Regions from separate parts of the Homo sapiens genome. Here region 1 is linked to region 2. Evidence: read pairs that join two places in POLR2A ChIA-PET (ENCODE). Cell type or tissue: PC-9. All regions are shown on one strand. Links, peaks and the distances in the headings refer to the core of each region. The heading gives the core; the rest is flanking DNA.

Evidence for each region. Peaks named below come from ENCODE experiments on the same cell type or tissue, not always from the same donor. Only the 100,000 strongest peaks of a DNase experiment are listed, where the experiment ranks them.
Region 1: POLR2A ChIA-PET joins it to region 2 with 6 read pairs; 2 of 35 experiments call an interaction of 5 or more read pairs at or near these places.

What each region holds. Positions count from the first base shown.
Region 1 is chr5:56,980,611-56,991,401 of GRCh38, reverse strand. No RefSeq gene overlaps it. Among named protein-coding and RNA genes, the nearest start is that of MIER3, 34 kb to the right of the region's middle. RefSeq lists an enhancer at 2,011-2,180. In PC-9, for the core only: no CTCF peak of the experiment used is centred there; a DNase peak (open chromatin) is centred at 4,871; H3K27ac peaks cover 385 bases.
Region 2 is chr5:57,274,049-57,284,839 of GRCh38, reverse strand. No RefSeq gene overlaps it. Among named protein-coding and RNA genes, the nearest start is that of GPBP1, 110 kb to the right of the region's middle. In PC-9, for the core only: CTCF peaks have their summits at 7,369 and 7,570 (motif pointing right); no DNase peak of the experiment used is centred there.

The sequences.
Region 1 (10,791 bases), core at 2,760-6,759, 290 kb after region 2:
TATGAGATAGAAAGAATAGACTAAGAGGCAGGACTCCTTTCTCATCTTGGCAATGCGGAAAAGAAGGAAGAAGAGCTACAGACACAAGTAAACTTGTGCATTGGGTTCCAGAAAGTTAAGCGAGTTTCCATATGATGGCTTCTATTTTCCTTGAGGTTAAGTCTCAAGTGAGAGGACAGTGAGCAGTGGTGGGATATAGGTAAAAAAAAAGGAGAGAGAAGTTAAAATAATTTCTGTAGAGAGTGAGAAGTGAGCTACCCAGACAACAGAAGGATTGTCAGGCAGCCACTGAAGACCTGGTTGGAGTCCATGAGTTCAGAGTGGCCTGACTACATGTGTTTGCATAGGTTTTTTTTTTTCCCATTAGACTATGTATGGGGCACAGAAGGCAGGTGGATCGGTTCTTCAAGCTTGGAGTGTTGCTGGGCAGGTGTGATGCAAGGACCATAGGGGAAGGCAGTGAAGGAAACTGGAGAGAAAGTGGTAGAAGTAATGGGCTATGAGGTCTAGATTCGATAGAAAAGGAAACAGAGAGGATGAAGAAAAAAGAAAGTCAAGAACAGACAATGGAAATTTTAGAGTAAGGGAAATAGAAGGATAGGAGATTTTGATCGTTAGCAGAATGTTTGAAGATTTTAGAGGTGGAATCATTTCAGGTGGTGGTGAGGTCTCAGGTATGGCAACTGGAGTAGGTGAATGTGATGGCATTTGGAGTTGAATAGGTAAAGAAATAAGGTGCAGAAGTGCTGGATGGGTCTTTCATACAGACACCGAAGAAACTATCAATGATAATAGATCTGGGGAATGACGGAGATGGTGGACAAGGAGTCAGGGTTTACAGGGAATGATGAGCCATAATGAGGAGGTCCACAAGTGAGAGGAAGGAGGAAAGAAGGGCAGCAAAGCCAGATTATGGTATGGGTCTTAAAGGAAAAAAAGGATGTAGTCAAGCGGGGAAGAATTGTTGAGGGAAGATTCTTTCAAGCTAATCTCTTACTTGAGGAGGACACATGGAGTACAGGAGAGCAAGAACCAAGTGGTCAGAGGGCTGCAGAACAAGCAATTTCCTTCAGAATGTCCGGGTTTCTCTTTAGGTGAGGAGATGCAGGAAATATTTTGTGATGTTGAAAATTCAGCAGAGTTAGTATCTGGGAAACAGGGTTTCACGGGAGCACCATGGGCAGATTTGGGAGAAAAAGGAAAGGCAGTGGGTTGCGGCAGGAGAAAGGAAGGACAACATAGTAGAGAAGAGAGTCTGGGAGAGAAGAGATGGCAAAGCAGTTTCATCTTGACTGGTGTTCAATGTTGACAGGAAGTAAACCAGGATGCACTCATAGCAGGGTTTCTGGAAGAAGTATCCCCACAATGCCTTCATGAATAGGAGGGCCTTGGGTTTCTGTCAGAAGTCCAAGCTCAGGTAGATTATATGTCTAAAAGAATTCTAGTGTAACGACCCCTTGAGCAATGACAGTATCATAGTTTCACCATTCTAAGATGATGTGAATTGTGAGGTCACCCAACTCAGAACAACTTTCAGGGGGTGAGAAGGGAAACAGTATGTTTATCATGCATCATGATTTCAGAAACGTTACCACATGAAACATTTATGACTTAGTCAAGAAAATACAAAAGGTGCTTCTGTATAACTTCATCATGTCCCTGGTTAATGGAGTGGAATGTACACTCTATTTCTTAAATGAATAAAGGAGAAAGGTGTTGAGAGATGGCCATTCAGAGAGAATAAGAGGAAATGAGATGAAAGAGCTGCCTGGGTGATGTTAGTGAGGATTTCCTAACAGCGATCATTCTAGTTTGGTCTAATCTTTGTTTATCACAAAACTGGGTTTACACAAAAAACAAGATTGTCTCCTCCCGAGGGACTTTAAATATGGTAGATTTCTCATTCCTTGGAAATGGGTTTCCCGGCTGTAAGCCAAAATCTAGATAATCTCTCAAATTATTTACCAAAGTGACTCTTCTGCCTCCTTCACCCCCATAATTCCCATTTGTGTCTTTACCCAGCCAGTTTAGACCCTTGCTTATATGTAGGGCAAAGTTCCATGTAAATAGGCTTTATTTAGTCTTTCTCTGAGACTTATTTCTTTAAATCCTAAAATAGAAAGTTAACAGAAGAATTTCCTAAGTTTTTCTCCACTCTATTTACATTTCAAAATGAGCATAATGCTGGAGTTTTTTGTATGCTCCAAGAGGCAAAACCAAACCCCTGGTTGGTGTAATTTACTTAAATGCCAGATTCTCCTGGGGAAACTGGGCTCTCTTTATAGGCCTTGATTCAAATAACTACTCTGATTCTCAATAGCTTTTTATGAAATTACCATGCAGAGCCTAAATTGGTGCAGCTGAATTAAATAAATATCGGAGTTTAACATTCTTAATCGCAAACCCTCAATTTAACCAACCATTTATTATAATCAAAAAGCAATCAATATGTTGATTGTGGTGACATGCAAAATGGAGGTAGAATTATTAGTAATTACCATATATTTGTGGTTCAATGTGATGGTGAAATAACTGGGAAAAAAATTTTAAAGCACACTACAGTTAAAGGACTGGTTGCTATGTTTTGGAGCAGCATGCTATATTGATTGTAGTCTTTAAATAAGTTGAGTAACATAGTTGCTGTCAAACATATGAATTATTCATGAAGCAAAGTTTGAGAACACTAAAGCAGCCCCTGTTTATGAATATTCGGACGTGTTAATATATAAACGACTGACCCAACACTAACCAATTCTTGCATGAAGAAAAGGTCTCAGAAACAAAATGGAAATCTATTAGGCAAACTCACTTGAGTCACTCGCTTGAAATGTAATCAGTCTGAGAGATGGGGAATAAAGACTGAGCTGCAAGTCAGGGAGGTATCAGGCCAAAGAGGGAGGCATGGGGACCTTCTTCGACTGGGATTGCTTGGTGATGCCAAAGTCTTTTTTGCAGGCTCCAGGGACCCTGGAATTTCTATGATCACATTTGCAAAGGTGTGGCCTTTGGATCCCTTCCTATCAATATTCGGAACTACATAGTAACACACCTCTGGTTTACTTTTTCAGCCCTATTTAGGAAAGGATGAAAGGAAATTTCAGAGCATTCCATATTTGAGAAAATCCTCACAATTTCTTTTCTCTAAATAAATTTCCACAATGGCCTGTAAGCTGTATGTTTTAATATTTACAAGGCCTCATTAGAAACACAATTCTTACTTCCCAAAAACTCTGGACATCACTGAGTCTTGGGACAATATATTTTAGTAAAAGATAAAATAGAGAATTTTTCTGAGGCCAGCAGATTACATAGATAAGAGTCTCATAGGGAGGCAGTGACTGGTGACCAATTAGGATGATGAACTGACCCAGTTTGCCTGGGTCTCAGAGGATTGCCAGGATATGGGAACTTCAGTTTTAAAACATAGAACAGTTTCAGACAAGCTGGGATGAGTTGATAACCCTACCAACCATCTCAGTATGATCAGAGGAATCTCTTAGAATGTGGAACTTCTAGTGGAAAAACTAGGAAAACCCTGGGCAAACAAGGAGGATTGGTCACCCTACCCAAACCACAAAATGAGAGGAACACATTTGGGAGGATCTACTTATGCTGATCAAGTTTCCAAAAGACTACTATACAAAACTAAAAGCTAATCTATTCATTCACAAAAGAGCGCACATTTTCCTCTGAGTGGAATTTTATGTACATCATCTAGGGGACTCCATTCCATTGTCAACACGACTAAATTTTTTGAGTAGAGTCTTCCAAGTGTGTGTGTTACCAGAGCTAATGGAAGAAATGTCTGGAGTATTAATTCCCAAACATCACTGCAGATCAATATCACCACAGGGGCTTGTTACGAAGAGGGACCCTTGGGCCTCACTCAGATTTTCATTTACTAGGGCCTGGGATGGAGCTTGGGAACTGTATTTTTTATAAGCTCCCCCAGAGGATACCAGTCAAGTTTAAGATAAGGAAAATATTTTACCCAGGCCAGGGTAGAACCTGATGAATCACTCTACCCAGCCACTTCTCAGGTGATCACAATTTTCATGTTGCACATGTTGCAATGAGTCCACATACTCTTAGGTTCTGGTATCCGACACTGTCCATTCTCTTCTGACTCTGCCACTTACAAACTAAAACTTGAGCGGTTCAGTTACACTCCCTGACCGTCAGTTTCCTCATCTGTCAAGATGAACCTCATCTATTTGCATACAACCTATTTCATTAAGTTGTTATGAAATTAAGTGATACAATGCATGTGACATGTTTAGAAGCCTGAGAGCCATCAAGTTCAATGAATATTAGCTAAAATTATGATTTAATGTCTCTCCCTGACTGGTGATGAATAGACTGATACATTCTTACTCTTAGCTTTTTTTTTTTTTTTTTTTTTTTACTAAACTCTCTGAAGGCCATCTCTTTCTGTTAATGCACTGTTTCTTCAGTCAGGGTGCCTCACACTATTAGATTTCAGGTTAATATATTTGACTACATGAATGTTTGATTGTCCCACAGCTTTGACCTGTTGATATAATCATGTTTCTGAAGATGAGATCTGAGTCACCCCAGTTCAGCCTGGGTGCTGTCAGCCATGTGCATTCACCCAGTCTGTTGGGGGCAGTCATGGATAGCATGAAGCTATTCCATTCTGGCAAGGTCATCATGAGTCGATGATTGAGAAAAGTGAGTCCTGCAATATAGGGCATGGTTGGGAATGCCTTCTTTTGCAATGTCCATTTAATTCTCTCCTGTTCACTGCTCCAGTAGGTGGGGATTAGATAAATTCCATGTATTTGCATTGGTTTCAGTTAGATTAAGTTTCATTTCCTCATTTTCTCGATCTCAGAAGGATGCTTACCCCTACTCTCCTGAACTAAGTAGAGTCACCATGTGGAAGTGTGGTTACACTAGTATGACTACAGTTGGCTAGTTGTTTACCATGTTATTTCCTTTTTCCTCGTAGACACATAACTAAATATTTATCAGTCTTCCTGTCAGTTAGATATGGTCATAGGACTGAGTTTCAGCCAATGGAATCAGGCAGAAGTATTGTGAGTTATTTCCAGGCTTGTCTGAGGAAACCTCCAATGCAATCCTCTAAATCCTCTTCCCTCACCTGCTGACTTAATGCACTAGATTCAGCGAAGCCACTAGATTGTAAGAGGCTTGGATCCTGGGTCACTGCTCAGAGAAGAGCTGCCCAAGAGAATGCCTGACTAGGAACAGCTAAAATAGACCCTTGCATTTGTGAAAACCAACCTCTAATTGGGATTAGTCACTGAGATGTAGGGTTTTTCTATTTCATCAGTTAGCTTGTCCTGACTTTTCAAGTAAGAAGGAGGAACTACCAATATCCACTGCAGACATTGGGCAAGTAGTATTTTTGGTCTCTGACATTTTAATTTTTAAAAAATAAAATATGCTTTTAAAAATAAAGTTATCCAAGTAAGTCTTTACATATTTATTCTAGAAAAATTAAAAACAAGGAAAAAAATTAAAGTAAGCCATAATTATATGATATATTCTTTTGGACTATGCATATCTAGATACATTTTCCCCATTAAAATTAGCTCATCTGCTTTTGGTATTTTAGAACTTTTTCCATTACTTAACATGTATTTATTTATTTATTTTTAGATAGGGTCTTCCTCTGTTGCCCGGGCTGGAGTGCAGTGGAGTCATCCTTGAACTCCTGGACTCAAGTGATCCTCCTGCCTCAGCCTTCTGAGTAGCTAGGACTACAGGTACACGCCATCATGCCTGACTAATTTTTTTATTTTTATTTTTTGTAGAGATGTGGTTTTGCTGTTTTACCCAGGCTAATCTCAAACTCCTGGCTTCAAGCGATCCTCCCACCTCAGCCTTCCAAACTACTGGGATTGCAAACAGAGCCACTGTGCCTGGCCCTTATTTAACTTTCAATGTAAACATTTTTTTTTCACCTGTATTATCATTTAAAAGGGAGGTACCACCATCTGTCTAATGCAGTTATTGAATATTAAGATTTTTCTCAATTTTTTTCCCACAAAATAAATACTTCTGTGAATTTTTCTGTATATTAATCTTTGCTCCCATCTTTATTCTCTTAAGATAAATTTGTTGAAGTGGAATTGCTAATTTGACATTTTATTCTTTTTTTTTTTTTTTTTTTTTTTTTTGAGATGGACTCTCAGTCTGTCACCAGGCTGGAGTGCAATGGTGTGATCTCGGCTGATTGCAACCTCCACCTCCCAGGTTCAAGCGATTCTCCTGACTCAGCTTGCCAAGTAGCTGGGACTACAGGCATGCGCCACCATGCCCAGCTTATTTTTGTATTTTTAGCAGAGACAGGGTTTCACCATGTTGGCCAGGATGGTCTCAATCTCTTGACCTTGTGATCCGCCCGCCTTGGCCTCCCAAAGTGCTGGGATTACAGGCGTGAGCCACCACGCCCAGCCTGACATTTTATTCTTATAACTAGTGTAGGGTTGCCTGGTTCCATTGGCCTTGACCAAAATCACAGCCATCTTTCAATTTCATAGATTGTAAGTGAGCCTGAGGAAGGATTTGCCAACATTTGTCATTATATGACAGGCAATTGAAGAAGAAAACATCAGGCCTCATAACTTGAATCACAATCTCTTGAAATAAAAGTTTCTTCCAAAGTTTGTTACAACTGAAATTCCTTAGAGAGTGAGATGTAAGCCCATCCTGGGGCAGACAGGCCCATTGCTGTTCTTCCACACTTTTCCATGTCTGAGGTCTGCAGGGCAGGATGTGGTTACACACTGAGATACAGATTAACCTAAGTGTTGCATTTAACATTCTGTAGAAACCATTCTGGTAAAGAGGCCTTTTATTTTCAGGTTTGTGCGAGTAATTATTTGGTTAAAAAAAAACCTCCTAAAAATTTGATTATTTCAACTAACACCAGAGTTAGATAAGAATATGAAGGATCAGGTATGATTTTATTTATTTATGATAAACTCATAGAACGTATACTGCAAGTTTTGCTATTTGGAGGTTTTAAAATCTTAGCAGACTGGTAGATTTCATATATCAGCTATCTTAGGGCAAACAAGGCAGTAGTTTACATTTTTTCATTTTGAAAACAACTCTCTACTCTCGTGGTAGCACCTTTTGGCCTCACTGACATTGTGCAACTGTGCAGGCCACACACAGTTGCAAAGACCCTTATCTTCTATCAGCAATGTGTGTTGTATTGTGATTAGACCAGCCCAACTCATGGATGACTGTGTATGCCATTGTCAAACAATCCTGTTTGGATGGGGCATAACCTTGTGATTAATGCCTTTCAACAGCTGGCTTCAAAGATGAAGAACAGTGCAGATGGTTGAAGGCACAGATAATACAGGTTATGCACTGATTTATTGGCATCTGCAAGAGATATTTTTGGAAATACTGTGGCTAAGAACATGCTGCTCTAAACACTTTTTATCAGGATTACACATAAATATTTTCAAAATAGTTTATATGGTAATGATTTTAGTTTAAGCCATTTGGATGGAGGGATAGAGTCTGAAGACAGGTCATTTAAGTACTTCATGGGGCCCAGTTTCATAAAGTGCTTTTAGTATCAGAAGGGTAACAAAATGACTGGGTCATTTGTTTGATAAAGTTGCACTCCCTCCACATCAGACTTCCCTTCCAGTTATGCAACTACCAAAGCACAGTGTGAGAAGATGATTATGCCTCATCAATGTCTTCTCTAGGAGGTCTCTTCATGGCCACATAGAAAGTATTACTCTTGGTAGGAAAGATATATAATTTGTTTGTTCATTTAAAACAGCAATCTACTTTCTAACAGCTGAAAGCCAAATCAATTTATTTATATATCTTCGGAGTGTGATGTATTACAAAGAACTTACCTGCAAGGTTTTTATTTTGGACTTTGCCCAATGAAAATGATGTCACTATTTCCATGCTGAATTATTTATTGGATCTTGACAATAGTAACAGGCAGCTTTTCCCCTAAAATTGGTAGCCGTGTTCATTACACTTTGCTGTTACTGCGTGAAAAGATGTTCTAATAGTCCTGAGGGTCTTCATCGTTGGGATTGTATGTTTCAAAACAGAATCTCATCTCAATCCTTCCTGATTGATGAACATCTTTCTCAGAATCTTTGAAGCACCTGGCACTGAGCTGGCACTCAGTGTTGGTTCCTTTTCTCCTGCTAAGGAGATGATACCTCTATGATAAACCATGCACATCTAGTACACTTTGTAAGCTTGGGGTTGTGAGACAAGGCTTAGTAGGCTGTAGGGCTTTTCAGAATGGGGATGGCAGAAACCCAATGGGACAGATTCATGGCCCATACCCCCTAACAGTGTGATTTTAGCATGTTTTTTCTTTTCCTTTCTATCGGATTGTGTGACCAATTTCCTAAAATTGCTGTTTTGCCCTTTGTAGAAAACAATTATTTTTACTGATTAATTTATAATTTTACGCCAACCACTCTAGCACTGGAATGCCTGGATCATGTGAGATTCTACAAATCTCCCTATGTGATCCTGGTATTTGCTTCCCTCCATCACTTGAGAATTTGATATTCACCCAGAAGAGGTCAGTCACAACAGGCCATTGGCAAACATTTTCCTCCCATAGATTGGTGTATTAGTCCCTTCTCATGCTGCTATGAAGAACTACCCAAGACTGGGTAATTTATAAAGAAAAGAGGTTTAATTGACACCCAGTTCTACATGGCTGGGGAGCCCTCAGGAAACTTACAATCGTGGTGGAAGGCATCTCTTCACAGGGCGAGAGGAGAGAGAATGAGTGCAAGCAGGGGAAATGCCAGACGCTTATAAAACCATCAAGTCTTGTAAGAGTCACTCATTCTCACGAGAACAGCATGGGGGAAACCACCCCCATGATCCAATTACCTCCACCTGGTCCCACCCTTGACACGTGGGGATTATTACAATTCAAGGTGAGATCTGGGTGGAGACACAGAGCCAAACCATATCAATTGGCTAGATGAAATCAAGCTGGAGGTCACCCAATTCTGTATAGCCACAGTTTTGCAACTCCACTGTACAGTGCATATAAAGTATTATTTTAGCCAATTCTGGGTCCCTAGTCTTTCAGAGGCACAGGATTTCATCTGCATTAATGCATTAGTTATATACTCTGTGAGTGACTCTTTCGTAGTGTCAGAGAGTAAACATTGAGACTTCTCAGAGAAAGGGCTGGTTGAGTGAAACATCCTTTGACTTGGGACCTTCTTACTCCATACCCTGTGGTTGGAGGGGGGAAGGGGAGGGTTAAACATGACAGCTGTCAGCTGTGAGGGTGCAGCTGCTATACAAGTCTGTTACCATTCTAGGGATGAGGGCTTCTGAGGCACTTTGGGGATTGTGACTCCTCCTTAGTTTGTCACCAATTCCTCTGTAAGAGCCAGAGTAATACTCTGTATACCTATTACACCCATCAATCCTTTGGCTCTTCCTCTTTCATACACACACATGCACACACTCATTATACCTGTGAACTGATGATGGTACATTGTCATTTTACTATCCTCATTGTTGATTTATCTTTCAGTCCATTGATTCTTTGATCATTCACTGATTTGTTCATTCAGCCATTCGTTACTTATTCATTCCTTTGTAGACTGGTGCTGAAAAGATTTATACACAACAGTGACTCAATCCTAACACAAGATGCCTTGGACAGCCTCCTGTATTTTCTCTCTATGCCACTTCATTTTCAGTGTCTGTGTTACGCCGTTCTTGCATTACTATAAAGAAATATCTGAGACTGGATGATTTATAAGAAAAGAGGTTTAATTGGCTCCTGGTTCTGAAGGCTGTACAGGAAGTATAACAGCATCTGCTTCTGGGGAGCTGTCAGGGAACTTTTATTCATGGCAAAAGGTGAAGCAGGAGCAGGCACTTGGCATGGCACAAGCAGGAGCAAGAAAGAGAGAGTGTGTTGCGGGGGAAGTTCCACACACTTTTAAATGACCGTATCTCCCAAGAACTCACCATCGTGAAGACAGCACCAAGCCATGGGGGATCCACCTCCATGATGCAAACACCTTTCACCAGGCCGGACTTCCAGCATTGGGGATTACAACTCAACATGAGATTTGGGTGGGGACAAATATCTAAACTACATTTGTGTCCTTCCATTTGAGACCTCTATAAGAGCTGATTCCTTCCCTCCCATATTCTTTTCCTCCCGTCCTCCCTCCCACTTTGATGTCCCTGATGGGCTTGTTCAAGGAGACTTCACCAGCATAGGAGGTCAAGGCTGGCTGCCTGGAAAGACCTCTGTGGGTGGGTGACAGGTGCCAGGTGGTACCAAGGAGCAAAAGAAGTTGACTAAAGATCAGTTGCTAAGAATACTATAAATATTTAGAATCTCAACCCAGAGAGTTTTCCAAATTTTCCTTTACCTCTCTAATAGTAGCTCTGTGATACCACCTATGAGGTTACTCCAGGAGCAGCATATGGGAAGAGAATGTTCCAGAGCCCAAGGATTACAGCATGCCTGGTACTGTGATCACTCTGGGGCCACAGAAACAATCAAGGATCCCACGGTCCACTGACCAGCACACTGACCATTGTTAGTCCACTGCCTTTTTTGTCCTGTCTGGAGCCTAGTTCTTTATTTTCCTTTTCCCACAGAACAGTCTTTCGGTTCCAGTTCAGCTACAGCCAACTCTCATAGAGATCCTTAAGCAAAGCCTACTTTGTTTTTGAAGTCTCAGTCTTCTTTCCCATGTCCCATTTCTTGCATCTGGGCTTCGGTCTTTGAGCCTATCCCCATTATTAACC
Region 2 (10,791 bases), core at 3,850-7,849:
TATCTGATAACATTCTAAATTAATTCCTTCTCTGTGTTATCTTGAATTTGTTTGAGTTTCCTCAATACAGCTATTTTGAATTCTCTGCCTGAAAGGTCACATATCTCTGTTTCTCCAGGATTGCTCCCTGGTAACTTATTTAATTCACTTGGTGAGGGGGTCATATTTTCCTGGATGGTATTGATGCTGGTAGATGTTCTTCAGTGTCTTGGCATTGAAGAGTTAGGTATTTATTGTAGTCTTTGCAGTCTGGGCTTGTTTGTACCTGTCCTTCTTGGGAAGGCTCTCCAGGTATTCTAAAGGACTTGAGTGTTGTGATCTAAGCTGTATCTGCTTTAGGGGACACCCCAAGCCCAGTAACACAGTGGTTCTTGCAGACTCATAGAGGTACTGCCTTGATGGTCTTGGATAAGATCCAGAAGAATTATCTGGATTACCAAACAGAGACTCTTATTCTGTTCTCTTGCTTTCTTCCAAATGAATAGAATATCTTTCTTTTTGCTCCGAGCCACCTGCAGCTGGGGGTGATGTGACACAACACCCCTGTAGCCACCACCACTAGTACTTCACTGGGTCAGACCTAAAGACAGCTAGGTCTCACCCAAGGCCTGCTGCAACCACTCCCTGCCTATGGCCTATGTTCAAGGCCCTGGAGCTCAAGGTCCTGGGGCTCTACAATCAGCAGATGGCAAAGCCAGACAGGCCTATGCTCTCCTTAAGGCAGCGAATTCCCTCAGGCCCCAGGTAGGTCCAGAGATCCCATCCGGGAGCCAGGGACTAAAGTCAAAAACTTTAGGTGTCTACCTGGTGGTATTTTACTGTACTGTGGCTGAGCTGGCACTCAAACCACAAGATGCAGTTCTTTCTAGTCTTCCCTCCCCTTTCCAAAGATAAGGGAGCCTCCCCCAATGATTACCACCAACACTGGCCCAAAGGGAGTACTGCCAGGCTACCACCAATGTCCCCTTAAGGTCCAAGTGCCTTTCAGTCAGCTTGTGGTGAATGCTGCCTGGCCTGGGACTCACCTTGATGGCAATGGCTCCTCTCTGGTCCAGGGCAGTTCCAGAAATCCCATCCAAGAGTCAAGTCCTGGAATCAAAGACCTCCAAGAGCTCATTTGTGTTCTACTCCCCCGTGGCTGAGCTGGTATGTAAGGTGCAAGACAAAATCCCCTTTGCTTTTCCCTACACTTTTCTCAAGTGGAAGGATCTTGCCCTGTAGCAACCATAGCTAGGAGTGTTGCTCATTCTTGCCTGAAGCCAGCAAGTCTCAGAGGCTCACCCAAGGCCCTTGACGTAGTATCTGGGTATTGCTGCTGGTAATTCAGGGCCCAAGAGCTCTTCAGTTAGCAGGTGATAAATCCTTCCAGGACTAGGTCCTCCTCTTCAAGGCAACAGGTTCCCTTCTAGCCCAGGATGTGTCTAGAAATGTCATCCAGGAACTAAGGTCTGGAAGGGAGACCTCACAACTCTGACTGGTACCCTATCCTGCTGAGCTGGTATCCAAGATGCAAGACAAACTCTTCCCCATTCTTCCCTCTCCTTTCCTCAAGTGGAGGGAAGTGGTCTCTTTTGGAAGTGCAAACTGTGCAGCCTGGGGTTAGGGGAGGGGTGATGCCAACACTCCCTTGGCTGCCCAGGTTGGGGTCTCAGTAGATCACATGCTCCCTTAGTCCACTGTCTCAGCCCAATTCAGCACTAGAACTCACCTAGGAGTTTCAGTCCTTGTGGCCTAGACTGCCTTTCAAGTTTACTTAGGGCCCCAGAACACTTTAGACCACAGTGGTGAGGCTTGCAGGAACTCAAATTTGGACCACTGGGATCAGCAATTCCCCTAATCAGATCAGGTTAGGTCTGATTTAAATTCTGCCTCTGTGGTGGGCATCAGCTGAGTTTGGTCCAGTTTTGTTTTCTGTTATAATAGGGCAGCACTGAGTTCAATGCCTCACAAATGCTGCAGTCTCCCTCTCCCAAGAACATCAAAATACTTGCCACACTGTGCCACCACTGCCAGGGGTTGGGAGAGGAGTGGCTGTATTAGTCCATTCTTGCACTGCTATGAAGAACTACCTGAGACTGGGTAATTTATAAAGAAAAAAGGTTTAATTGACTTAAAAGGTTCTGCAGGCTGTACAGGAAGCATGGTTGGGGAGGCCTCAGGAACTTACAATCATGGTGGAAGGAAAAGGGGAAGCAGGCACATTTTACATGCCAGAAGAGGAGGAAGAGAGTGAAGGGGGAGGTACTACACACTTTTTTTTTTTTTTTTTGAGATGGAGTTTTGCTCTTCTTGCCCAGGCTGGAGTACAATGGCACAATCTCAGCTCACCACAACCTCAGCCTCCCAGGTTCAAGCGATTCTCCTGCCTCAGCCTCCTGAGTAGCTGGGATTACAGGCATGCGCCTCTATGCCGGCTAATTTTGTATTTTTAGTAAAGACGGGGTTTCTCTGTGTTGGTCAGGCTGGTCTCAAACTCCCAACCTCAGATGATCTGCCTGCCTCGGCCTCCCGAAGTGCTGGAATTACAGGCATGAGCCACCGCGCCTGGTGTGCTACTCACTTTTAAACAACCAAATACCATGAGAACTCTATCCGAAACAGCACTAGTGGAATGATGCTAAACCATTAGAAACCACCCCATGATCTAATCGCCTCCCACCAGGCCCCACCTCCAACACTGGGGATTACAATTCAACATGAGATTTGGGTGGGCACACAGATGCCACTAATATCAGTGGCATTAATGATTCAAGATCATTTTTCCTATGTCTTCAGTGCCTCTTTCAGTGATAAGAAGTTAAAACCAGGTATTGTGAGTGCTCACCTGATTTTTTGTTCTTATGAAGGTGTTTTTTTTACATAGATAGTTGTTAAACTGGTGCCCTTGTTGGGGGAATGATAGGTGGAGCCATCTGTTCTGCCTTCTTGCCTGTCATCTTCTTAAATTTTGCAGTTTTTTGTGATCTTTCTCATTCTAAATATTCTCTTTCTTTTGTGATTTTGAATTTTCCTTAAAGAGAGACCCCCAAAATGCATACATTTTAGGCTCCACGAAACACATATCATCCCAACAAAACTGGGATGGCATATTCATTTTATATAGTTGCTTTAACAAACTACCACAAATTTAGAGGCTTAAACAATACATATTTATTATCTCATAGTTGTGTAGGTCAGAAGTCCGACATGGGTCTCACTAGGCTAAAATTAGTGACAGGGCTGCATTCCTTCTGGAGGCTCTAGGGGAAAATTGGTTTCCTTGCTTTTTCCAGATTCTAGAGGTTTCCCCCATTCCTTGGCTCATGGCCCCTTTCTCCATCTTCAAAGCCAGCCACAGCAGTTGAGTCCTCACATCATATCACTCTGGCCTTCTGTGGTCATATTTCCCTCTGACTCTCTCCTGCCTCCCTCTTCTGCTTCTAAGGACCCTAATGATAACATTGAGCCAACCTAGATAATTCAGGATAATCTCTCTATTTTAAAATCAGTTGATTAGCCATTTTAATTTCATCTGCAGTCTTAGTTCCCTTTTGCTGAGTAAGGAAACATATTTACAGGTTTCTGAGATTAAGATATTAGCTTATTTGGGGGCTTTTCTTCTGCCTATCATTGAGGGTGTAATCCTGGATCAGGCATCTCCACACCCACACCCACAGCTCTACCCACACCCATTCCCAAAGGAGGAGGCCATCAACGGAAGTGAAGGATAAACTTCAGGAGATAAGGCAAGGTGTGACTGGGTGAGAGAGAGAGACCTGATGACAGAGATCCTGACTCCACCTCCTGTTCTACCTTGCTGTTGATCAACTTCCTTGGCCACTTGAGCAAGCTCGAGTTCAGTTCCTGTCACTTGCTACTAGCAGAGTCCTGATTAATACAGCAGTCATTTATTGAGAGTCAGCTATGTGGCAAGACTGTGTGAAATATCTTACAAGTACTTGTTTTTACTGCTCATAACTACTCTGAAAAATATTATTTTTTGCATTTTAAAAATTAAGAAACCAAGGGTGAAGTACCTTGCCCCAGGTCATCCACTAAGGCTCAAATCTAAGTCTTCCCAATGGATGTTTGCAGAGTTTATACTCTATATCCTTGGGTTCTGCATCTGCTAACTCAACCAACCATGATTCAAAAATATTATTTAAAAACCAGTGAAGGAACAATAAAAAATAATATAAGTTAAAAATATAACATTACAACTATTTACATAGCATTTATATTGTATTAAGTATTATAAGTAATCCAGAGGTGATTAAAGCATATGGGAGGATGTATATATGTTATATGCAAATCCTATGCCATTTTACATTGTTACTTGAGCATCTTTGGATCTTGGTATCCGTGGGGGTCCTGGAACCAATCTCCCATGGATATCAAGGAAGGATATTGAAAATGAACCTCCTCCTCTGTAGGTTTCTTATTTCTGGAGGTCCTCCACTAGCGTTCCAGCAACTGTGGTTGCCTCAAGGTCTGTCCTGTGCTTCTTTAAGCCAAAAAGATTGCAGGTTTTCTATTGGGGTTTTAGCTGTTCCTGATTAAGGCTTGACTTAGAGGCCATGAAAACAGGAAACTCAGCCAATGCCATTCATTTCTTCTAGGGCCAACTCCCCACCTGATTTTGCTGGGTGGTCTCTCTCCAGTACACCACTTTGGACTTCTCAAACTGTATGACAAACTGCAATTTGAATGTCTTAAATTCAACATCCAAAGCTAAACTCTTTTCCCCTGCCCCCAAAAATACACTCTTCTTTCTGAATTCTTATCATAATGGATGGCACAACCATATAAGCCAAGTACAGCACAGACATCCTTAACATCTTCACCCCTTTACCAACCAAACCCTATTGATCTGTCTCCTTAACATCTCAACTTACTCCCACTACAATGGCCTTACTTCTTTTTCATTTCTTTCTAGTAGTATTGCAACATTTTAACTGCCTCCCTATTTCTTAGTTTACCCCCTCCAGTCTTTTCCTTTTTTAATTTTTTAATTTTTAAAAATAATAGAGATGGAGTCTCACTATGTTGGCCAGGTTGGTCTTGAACTCTTGGCCTCAAGCAATCCTCCCACCTTGGCCTCCCAAAGTGCTAGGAGTACATGTGTTAGCCACTGTGCCCAGCCCAGTCTTTTCTTTATTCTGTGGCCAAAGTGTAACCTTCAGTAGTTCCTCGGCCTCCAGGAAAGCATTCAGATATTTAGTTAGAGTCTCAAGATCTCTACCTGCCTTTCTACCTTTTTTTTTTATTCTATTTTTTTTGTTTTGTTTTGTTTTTTGAGACAGAGTCTTGCTCTGTCACCCAGGCTAGAGTGCAGGGGTGCAATCTCAGCTCACTGCAACCTCCGCCCCAGGGTTCAATTCTTATGCCTCAGCCTCCTGAGTAGCTGGGGCTACAGGCATGTGCCACCACACCTAGCTAATAATTGTATTTTTAGTAGAGATGGGATTTCGCCATGTTGGCCAGGCTGGTCTTGAACTCCTGGCCTCAAGTGATTCTCTCACCTCGGCCTCCCAAAGTGTTAGGATTACAGGTGTGAGCCAATGCAGCCAGACTTTCTAGCCTTTATCTATTCCTCCACATACACTCCTCCAGTGCCGTTCACACACTAGCCCCTCTATTGAAACACCCTATCTTCCACCAAACAGCTAACACCTAATTGTTCTTCAAAACAAGGATCAGATTATTTTCTTTCCTTTTTTTTTTCTTTTTTTGAGACAGGGTCTCACTCTATTACCCAGGTTGGAGTGCAGTGGTGCAATCATAGCTTACTGTAGCCTCTAACTCAAGCAATCCTCTCACCTCAGCCTCCTAAGTAGCTGAGACTACCAGTGAATGCCACTGTACCAGCTTGAATCAGATTCTTCTATTGACTTGCTTTTATGCGTTTCATAGTGCTCATGATGCTGCCTAATTAACTTTGCTGTCTCCTTACTAGATGAAGAGCTTTGTGAAGGATGGGCCTCCTTTTTCAATATCTGTGTTCCCAAATACGAAAATATTCCCAGATACACAACAGCTGAAATTACATATTAGAGTCCATAAATATTTGTTGAGCAAATGAATGAAACAAAACATTTAAATAGTGGAAGAGTGGCCATATTGTAAATGTAAATGTACTTCCTTGGTGGATGTCTCCACCCCAGACTTTTCCTTGGTTACAGAATTTTAGTTCTCCCAACCTTCACTTTGATGAACCTCCAAAATATATACATATATGTGTGTGTGTGTGTGCATATATGTGTATATATATGTGTGTATATATATACATATGTATGTATATATATGTGTGTGTATATATATATACACACATGTATTTATGTGTGTGTGTATGTATGTGTATATATATATATATATATATATACACACACACACATTTATACACACACACACACACATATATATATATCTCCAGGTTCTTCACATACCCTTGAACCTGAATCAAACATCCCTAAAGCAAGTATCTCACTCACGGTTCATTCCAATATAGTGGCCATTGATTAAATGATCTGAAATACTTTTTTTTTGTTGTTTGTTTGAGACAGAGTCTTACTCTGTCACCCAGGCCGGACTGCAGTGGGACAATCTTGGCTCACTGCAACCTCCGCCTACCAGGTTCAAAGGATTCTCCTGCCTCAGCTTCCCAAGTACCTGGGATTACAGGCACCCACCACCACGGCTAATTTTTGTAATTTTAGTAGAAACGGGGTTTCACCATGATGGCCACGCTGGTCTCAAACTCCTGACTTCAAGTGATCTGCCTTTCTCGGCCTCCCAAAGTGCTGGAATTACAGGCATGAGCCACCGTGCCCAGCCTGAAAGACTTTTAACAGTTTGGAGAGTAAAAGGAACTCAATACATCTGCAGTATGTCATCCAATTTGCCAAATTCCTAATCATAATTTGGAAGAGCACCCACATTTTTCATATATCTCAGAGTTCCCTTTGAATATGGCCACCTTCACTCTTTTGATTACAAGTACATGCACCTATAAATTCACAAAGTAAGAAAAAAATGCATATATTTTGGAAGAGGCATAACAAGAAAAAAATAGTAAAACTAAATGAAAATAGAAAATACAAAAATATGCTTGACATTCCTAATACAAAATAAGTATCTGCTCTCAAAAGAAATGCAGATCCATAAGGAAGTAAAGTATGTAAAGACTTGAGTTAAAGGTTGGAGATAGCTTAAGAACCCTGCCAGGTATATAACTCATTTCTCTTATCTAAAAACTAACTAATAATGAGAAGCACTCAACATTTTATGGCAATGGGAAAGAAATGAAAGACTATGATAGATTGGTCAGCTCAATGAATCTAGTGAAAAATTATATAATGAATAGAATAATTTCAACCTGTATCAAAATAAAATAGGAGATGGAGATGGAATTCATCCAAATAATTTGTTTGACATGTGCAAGATAATTTGAATCAGAAGAAAAGTATTTTTAATACAAAATGGCAACCAAAATCCAAACTGGGCTCAAGGTTCTAAACTAACACATGCAGTATTTTTTCCTAAGTTACTTTGCGATATAATGCCACCTGAGGGCACCAAAGCATTAAAAATCTTTTTGTCATATTTTCTGCTGAAATAAAAAGTTCAAATTCTTTCAATGAACATTTATTAAGCAGTTATATGTTTTTTTGGTTTTGTAGAAACAAGGTCTTGCTATATTGCCCAGACTGGTCATGAACTCCTGACCTCAAGTAATCCTCCTGCCTCAGCTTCCCAAAAAGCTGGGATTAAAGGCATGAGACACCACACCCAGCCACTGTTATGGACAAGCATCTGTAATAAGGACACAGAGATAAATGAAACATAATCACTGGCCTTGGTCAGTGAGGTCAAGATGTGAAGGGGGTGGCCTTAGTGCTACAGAGGAGAATGTCATGGTTTGAGTTACTTATTGTCATCAGGTATAAGCACATCCAATCTCATTGACAGTGGTTCTCTGAGTAGGGCCCAGACTCCTAGGAGTCCCTGAGATCCTCTTGGGGTTGATTAAGGTAAAAAAAAAATTCATTATAATAGTAAAATGTTTTTGCTTTCATTTTTTTAATGCATGTAGAGTGGTATTTTCCAAAGGCTATATAACATGTGACAATGTGGTTGCTATGCTGATGATATGGTTTGGCTTTTTGTCCCCACCCAAATCTCATCTTAAATTGTAATCTTGTAATCCCCACGTATCATGGGAGGGACCTGGTGGGAGATAATTGAATCATGGGGGCAGCTCCCCCCTCCCCCGTGCTGTTCTTGTGACAGTGAGTAAGTTCTCATGAGAGCTGATGATTTTATAAGGGGCTTCCCCCTTTGCTGGGCACTGATTCTCCTGCTGCCCTGTGAAAAGATGCCTTCTGCCATGATTGTAAGTTTCCTGAGGCTTCCCCAGACATGCGGAACTGTGAGTCAATTAAACCTCTTTTATTTTTAAATTACCCGGTCGGGTATTTCTTCACAGCAGCATGAGAACAGACTAATACAGCTGACTAATGGAATGTATGCTTCTAAATTGTGTTTTTAAAGAAATCTCCAAGAGAGTAAGTTTAGGATATAAATTTGTGCACTTTCAGAGATTAATTTAGTTTGTTTTCTGTACTCCCATAGGGCTTTTACAAACTATCTTCAGGAATATCACTGTGATCTCTATAACCTTTTTGTCCAACAAATTGTTATTTTGAAACTCAGAAATTTTTCTGAGTTTCTGTAGAAATAACACTATTTAATACACGTTGATGTCTTATTTTGCAATATTTTAAAATTCTTAAAACTTTTCTAATTTTTTAATTTTTACCTAAAATATTTCAGTTTAATATTTTATACTAAAATTAGCAATCAGGCACAGTGGCTCATACCTGTAATCCCAGCACTTTGGGAGGCCAAGGCAGGCGGATCACTTGAGGTCAGGTGTTTGGGACTAGCCTGGCCAACATGATGAAACCTGTCTCTGTTAAAAATACAAAACTTAGCCGGGCATGGTGGTACGTACCTGTAGTCCCAGCTACTCAGGAGGCTAAGGCAGGAGAATCACTTGAACCTGGGAGGTGGAGGTTGCAGTGAGCCAAGATTGTGCCACTGCACTCCAGCCTGGGTGACAGAACAAGACTCCATCTCAAAAAAGAAAAAAATAAAAAGTTAAATTAGCAAAAATAGATTTTTATTTTTATTATAGTTAAGAAGATAAGTTGGCTAAAAATAAAGATTAGAAGAAGAGGCCAGACACAGTGGCTCACGCCTGTAATCCCAGCACTTTGGGAGACCGAGGTGGGTGGATCACCTGAGGTTGGGAGTTCAAGACCACACTGACCAACATGGAGAAACCCCATCTTTACTAAAAATACAAAATTGGGCGTGGTGGTGCAGGCCTGTAATCCCAGCTACTCAGGAGGCTGAGGCAGGACAATTGCTTGAACTCGGGAGGCAGAGTTTGCAATAAGCTGAGATCACACCATTGCACTCCAGCCTGGGCAACAAGAGCAAAACTCCATGTCAAAAAAAAGAAGAAGAAGAAGACTTGTTTTCTCAATCAACGGCTGCACCATCAATATCTAAAAATGTTCAAAGAATGAAATTGACACCACAGCGTTTTCTAACTCATGAAAAAAGGGAATTTACTTCAAATAAACTGGGCAAAACTATAAATAAACAAAAAGTATGAGGAAAGCTATTGTGATGGTTAATTTTAGATAACTTGTCAAATTAAAAATTTAGTTGCAAACATGAAGACTCAGTTAATAGCTTATCTGCAGAATTGTACTTGCTTTACAAATGGGCAAATCTACATATGTGGCTGAACTTGCTGTTTTACTTGTATTCATGTGATGTCAGCACCAAGCAATTATCAAAGAATATCTTCTTTTATGTAAATACTTGTCAACAAACATAAGTGATGCTGAAATAGTCAAAGCACTAAATAACCTTTTTGAATCACAGGGTGTTTTACTGAAACAATTGTGTCAAACATTTGCACTGATGGTGCACAGGAAGTGGATAAAACTGCTGGTGTCTTAACATGAATCAAAAGTATTCATGATGGCACCAAAGAATATTAGTAGTCATTGTATTTCTTAGCGCCCAGGTATTTAATAGTAAAGGGGAAAAATGCCAGCTTCACTTACAGATGTTCTGTATAAAACAGTAAAAATTATTACTTTTATTAAGTTTCAAATCTTGAGAACATCTTTTTCATATTCTGTGTGATGCAATGGGACATACACCTAAAGCTAAATATTCTAGGTCATATTACTCATATTTTGCTATTTAGAAAGCATGAAGCAAATAAATTACACTAGAACATCTAAGGGAGTAGTTTACATGACTTGTGACATTTTGATGAGTTGCAATAAAAAAATGACAATCTTAAAAGTATGAGTGAACATGGCCAGGCACAGTCTCTCACACCTGTAATCCCAGCACTTTGGGAGGCCGAGGTAGGCGGATCACCTGAGGCCAGGAGTTGGAGACCAGCCTGGCCAATGTGGTGAGACCCCATCCCTACTAAAAATACATACAAATTAGCTGGGTGTGGTGGCACACACCTGTAATCCCAGCTACTCAGGAGGCTGAAGCACGAGGATTGCTTGAACCCAGGAGGTGGAGGTTGCAGTGAGCTGAGATCATGCCACTGCACTCCAGCCTGGGCAACAGGCAAGACCCTGTCTCAAAAAAAAAAAAGTACGAGTCAACAAATTTCGTGTACTTAAAACTATAAAACCAAAATTTAAAAGGCCATTACAGTCATCTTGGTCAAGATTTTCCCAAATGCAAGATCCTCCACAATATGTAGGA